2 separate regions of the Homo sapiens genome follow, and region 2 is linked to region 1. Evidence: chromatin loops called from intact Hi-C (ENCODE). Cell type or tissue: left ventricle myocardium inferior. All regions are shown on one strand. Each heading gives the region's core, and the rest is flanking DNA. Links, peaks and the distances in the headings are about the cores only.

Region 1 (2,925 bases), core at 104-2,603:
GACTGGAATTTTGTGGGCTCTTAAACTTCATTTTGTCCCTATTGTTTTAAAATGTCAATGGTTTGGACCATTTCTGCATTTGTTAAAACTGTAACCTTAAAATTTTTTTAAAAAATAACTTTACAAACACATAAATATGCTTAATCACTAACTTGGGAAACTTCTGTTGCTCCAAATCAAGTATTTCTCTTTGTCTATGAAACTTTCTCTAGCCAGCATCATGACTGCTGACCGATTTCCACTGTGTATGTTATGCGTGCTTCTATGAGGGAGTCCATGACACATACATAATTATTTATTTGTATTGTAGCAGGACAAACCACAGACAAAACCCTTCAGACACCGAGTTAAAGAAGGAAAGGTTTTATTCAGCCGGGAGCTTCGGCAAGACTCACGTCTCCAACAACTGAGCTCCCTGAGTGAGCAATTCCTGTCCCTTTTAAGGGCTCACAACTCTAAGGGGCTCTGCGTGAGAGGGTCGTGATCTATTGAGCAAGCAGGGGATACACGACTAGGGGCTGCATGCACCAGTAATCAGAACGGAATAGAACAGGACAGGGATTTTCACAATGCTTTTCCATACAATGTCTGGAATCTGTAGATAACATAACCGGTTAGGTCAGGCGTCGATCTTTAACCAGGCCCAGGGCATGGCGCTGGGCTGTCTGCCTGTGGAATTCATTTCTGTCTTTTAGTTTTTACTTCTTCTTTCTTTGGAGGCAGAAATTGGGCATAAGACAATATGACGGGTGGTCTCCTCCCTTAGTATGTTTGCCTATCCTAGTACCTCAGACTTCTTGAAGAGAAGAAATGCCCTATCTCCCAGTGACTGATATCTAGTAGAGACTCAACATGCATTTGTTAAATAAATGACTTGAGAATCCTTATGACTTGAAGATAATGTTTTAAAATGACAGAAAATTATTTTTTCCATTTGTGTGATTCTTCCTAGTGAAGTAATACTCCTTCACAAATTGGTTAAAGCTTTCTTTTTAAAACATGTATTTATGTCAATGAATTTTAACACACACAGTGATATGATTTTCAAGACCAGTCAATTTTTTTTAAGAAACTCAATAGAAAAGTTAAAGACTCGATGAATTATACAAATATTTCAGATTATTATCTGACTATGCATTATTTCTTTCATGAAAGAAAGCCAAAAGCAAAAATGAAGCCAAAAGCAAATCATTTTTTAATGAACCATTGAAATTTAACCCCTGGAATAATTAACTAAAAAATAATATAGAATTTGTTTCATAGACTAACTGTGAATAGTTAAGAAGGTCTTCACTGAATAACCAGTGGTTTATATAGCAAAAATGTTGTTAGATAAAAGGAAAGAGTTAATCTTGTGCCTATTGAATAATACATTTTTGTGTTTGAGAACCCAGTTATTTTGATATTATTTAAAACACTGCCATTAGACTAATGTGAGCCTTTTTGAAAAAATCTTTCAACCCTCTTCCTTCAATTTCTCCGTCTATAAATACTTACAATATACTGCAACTCTAAAATAACTCAAGATTTAATTTAACCTATTTGTGTTGAGGAATGATCTGAGATGCGATACCCAAAATGCTCACTAGATGGCAGGGTTCCCATTTCAAAGGGAGCGCTACCTTGTTACAAAACAGTAAAGGCTTCCAACAAACAGAATTCGAAATGTGTTTATTTGTGTGGCTATAAATATAGCACATCTGATCCAATTTTCCACTGGGTTCCATGCTTTTCAGTGATTTTTCAGCCAGTTTTTTAAAAAGTCAGATTAAAGACGTTATTTGATATGCAGCCACATTCTTTCCAAATAATCAAAATTAATCCCTATTCCTTATTTTTAATCAGACATTGCATATCCATCCACAGTGTCTTTAGCTGAAAGAAATTATGAACCCATTTATTAAGTGGTGTGTGATTTTTGAACACAGTTTCGCCAAGCCCTCAGCATGTGTAAGTATGAATATCTCTGGAATTTATTTACAGTTCCAGAAAACCAAAGCAACACCTGCTAAACTTTGTTATATTCCTGACAGGGTGCTCACTGCTGTTTAAAAGCCATTCCTACTGTGGCCAGTTGTGACTGCCTGAGACCAAATATTCTCAAGGTAAATTGAACCGAATTTTCAGGCAAGGGAAGGTGCTTTGATCAACTAAGTAAATGTATGTGGTTAATCTTTGAAAAACAAATGGCATGCATACAGGCAAAGCTATTATTATTACCAGTTATCATGATTATTATTGTTGCTGACTATTTTATTTCTAAAACTTTCAGAGGAGTACTTTCCAAGAAATTTAAGATCAAGGAAAAGAAATGTATTTCTTCTAAATCTAACATAGCAGATTTGGTGTTTCAACCAAAAGAAATTTTTCCACTTGCATGGTTCATACTGAGCAACCTTTTATTAATATGAAAAAGGAATCTTCCAGACTTCCCTGAAAATTGCAAATTTGCTTATTCTCAATATTTATCATAAATTGCTAAACTTTCTGGCCTAAATTTAAATTATTTCAAGGCAGAGTCATTGGAAGCATAGCCCTGCCTTTCCATTTGCAAAGCAACACAACACTCTAAGAAGAATCCCTCTTAACATAAAACAAAGTGATATGTCATGTGGTCTTCAGGGTAAAATGTGAAACAAATATACCAAAATCTATCTTCCTTCCATTACAACAACAACAACAACAACAAAACTAGGTCACACTTGAAATCCCCCCGCCCTTGTCATGGACAGTAGCGTTTTTTAAATCCCTCTTCAGTCTCTGGGCAGTGTTTAGACACAAAGTATTTTAATATGTCATGAAGTCCCTGTCTTTCTGCCTAATCCTACTCTATCATAATGCATCTAGCACAATGGAGATGCATGCATGCTTAATTTCCATAAATTACACAGCCCTGCATTTTCATAAAGACAAATTCCAATTGTA
Region 2 (2,925 bases), core at 157-2,656, 250 kb after region 1:
CAGTACTGGCAGTACTGTTATGATAGTGGACAGGAGGGGGTAGAAATATTTTTATGTAGGTAATAAAATGCAGGAACTCTTCAGAGATGCTTCGGCATATTTATGGAACTTTTTCAACTACCAAGATAAAGTTTTCTCAGGCTATTGTAATTATATTGTAAAGCCCCACAACTTTGTGCAACAATCATATATGTCGCCGCTATCCTGTATAAAACATGGTGTTTGGCTATGCGAAAAAAACTGAAACAAATCAAAATATAATCCAAATTATAAGGAGTTTATAATCTACTAAAGGAAAGGCAACAAGAAGGTAAATCACTGTAATAGAAGATAATGAGCACAATTGCCTTTGAGGAAAAAAAATGCTTTTGGATTCACAGGGCGGGACAGATTTCTCTCAATGAGAGAGAGAAAGCCAGTGAAGCCTAAGGAAGGCCATTTACTGGACCTTTCTCAAAAGCGGGAGAATTCAGAAATGCTCTGATTAAAATACACCTTACTCTTTCTTCAGTCTCCCTCATGCATTGCATCTTGTGTTGCTCTTCTGTGTCTGATGACAGAGCAAACAGGTGAGAGAATGGTGGATGTAGATATATAGGTGGATTGGATGAGGCAGGGAAAGATTGTTTTTGACCATCAAGATACAGAAGGACTAGCTTCAAAATATTGCTATTTAAGGCAACTTGAAAAACAGAACTTAACAGAATTACCTTGAATGTGGAGGGATGTGAATTGCTTTCTTTGATCTATATACGGGAATGTGAAGATGAGACGGAAGATTTAGAAGCTCTTCCACTTGGGAAGTTTAGAAACCCATGAAAAGTCAGATTAATTTTATGCTATGAATTATCTCTGAAGGGATCTTCTTTTTGACCTTTCTTAGTTTAGTTTGTGATAGTTTGAGCTTGTTTCTTCAATATTAAGAAAGTCAGAGAAGAATTTGTTTTGGTTCAGGAAATAATATACGGTAAATATCCCACTCTGTTTTATGTCAGGCTTGGGAAATCCCTGCCTTGAAGGATGAAGAACTGGACTTGGTGATTTTTGAATTTCCCTCACACACACACACACACACACACCCTCCCTTGTGTATGGTTCCTGAATAACTGAAAACATTCACTAAAGTGCTCATTAAAAAGAAATGAATTAATGGGAATGAAATATTTCACGTGGCTGGCATGTGACCTTCAAGCCACTGCTGAATTTTCGTAGGAAACTCATTTATATATTGTATCAGCTCCCCCTTGTGTCTATCCAGCAGTCGATTCAGCAAACAGGAAATAAAGGTATCTCCTCTTTATCTACTTCCTTCCCCTTAGTAGAGTGTTTAGGACAGAGTTGCTGATCAGGGATAATTACACTCTCAAGTGAAGAAAAACCCAAGTCATTAAAATTAGTGAAACTAAGACCCTTTGTGCTCTAACTCCAATGACGTATTCTCACTCACATGATTCATTCTCTAAAGACCCTGTATAACTGTCCATAGAGTGAATGCCTCACCAACCTGCAGACATGAGTATGATGTAGTACAGATTATGACAGGTGACATCAAACAAGAAGTCAAGAATGCTATGGTACACCATTAATTTTCCAGTGCTATTATTTTCCATAGCCCATTAAGACCAACTGAAGGCATTTCCTCTAAACACCAAAAATAAAGTGAAATACAAATAATAGACAACTTGTTCCAGTCATCAACTCTTAATCCTGTTTGCTTATCACCTGGATATGTATTTTAAATCATCTATTTCATCTTAATGGAATTTTGTCCACTCTGTTTTGTTAAATAACAACAGCTGACTTTTCTGTTTGGGGATTGTTTTCTTATGCCTGTCTCAATCCACTCTTACTGTGTTTAGCCTGAGAGACTAATGCTAAATGCTGTTGTCATTCACCTTCATCACAGGCAGGGGTTGTGGAGGTGGGAATCTCAGTCCAGTTCATTCTCAACCAGCAAATAGTGGAAATGAACTGGATTCCCAGCCATGAACCCTTGTTTTCTGACTCTAGGACTGGCTTTTGTTGTTTACAAGTGTTTTTCAAAGAATTTAAAGGGCTACCTGCTACCAAGGTCAGCTGGGCGCTTGTAAATTGCAGAATCAGGTGCTCCCACCAACCTTATGGAATCAGAACCTTTGGCTTCTCATATCGTCTCTTCCTGTTTGCTTTCTGTATATATTTCTTTTAAAAAAATCACTGTTTTTTATCTCTGCCATCTTGTTTTTAAAAATAATCCTTAAGCTAAGTTTACAATTATTATTAAATATTCATCCATATTGCCATGTAATAAATATTTGCCAAGCTCCCACTATGTGCCACATGCAGATGCCTATGATGCAGAGACTCGTAAGAATGATGTCTTATAAATAAGACATAAATACAACAGGACAGCGTTGACATCCTAGCTTGCTTTCTGTCCATGGGAAACCAGTCATCAGCTGGTTAGTCCTACCATTGGATTTCAGACTTGCAGGGGCATTCAGATTGAGATCAATGATTCAATTCTCTTCAAAATGGACAGTCTCTTAAAAGGAAGTAAAAGGAACAAAGGAAACAACTTGTCAGAAGTTCAAGAAAGAAGACCTCAGGTAGTCCTGATATAACAGTTAGGGAGGTGTAAGCTAAAAGATGACAGGCCAAAAATCCAGCTAAACCCATCTCACCATGTATCCAACTACCCAGCCCACTTCCTGCAGCCCCCAGTGGTTCCCTTTGAAAGGAACTCACCGTGTAAGCAGGTGAGGGAATTCGTAACAGGGCACGATCAAAAGTGAACTGGGTAAGCGAGGGAAAGCAATTACACAAGGAGATCATTAATTGGAAGGCTTATCTCTTCAGTGAGTTTGGAATGTGTAAGCTGTAGTGTTGTGAATTGAATTTCATGCACTCCTATTGTGTGTGAAGAGCTGGCTGTGTGTGGGAGGT

What was found. Peaks named below come from ENCODE experiments on the same cell type or tissue, not always from the same donor. Only the 100,000 strongest peaks of a DNase experiment are listed, where the experiment ranks them.
Region 2: it touches region 1 in a loop (2.7-fold over the local background); 48 of 110 quality-filtered maps call a loop at or near these places.

The regions. Positions count from the first base shown.
Region 1 is chr4:18,687,923-18,690,847 of GRCh38, forward strand. All of the region lies in intron 2 of LOC105374510 (a long non-coding RNA gene), which reads left to right. Among named protein-coding and RNA genes, the nearest start is that of LCORL, 670 kb to the left of the region's middle. In left ventricle myocardium inferior, for the core only: a CTCF peak has its summit at 1,578 (motif pointing right); no DNase peak of the experiment used is centred there.
Region 2 is chr4:18,933,161-18,936,085 of GRCh38, forward strand. No RefSeq gene overlaps it. Among named protein-coding and RNA genes, the nearest start is that of LINC02438, 520 kb to the right of the region's middle. In left ventricle myocardium inferior, for the core only: a CTCF peak has its summit at 1,257 (motif pointing left); no DNase peak of the experiment used is centred there; H3K27ac peaks cover 128 bases.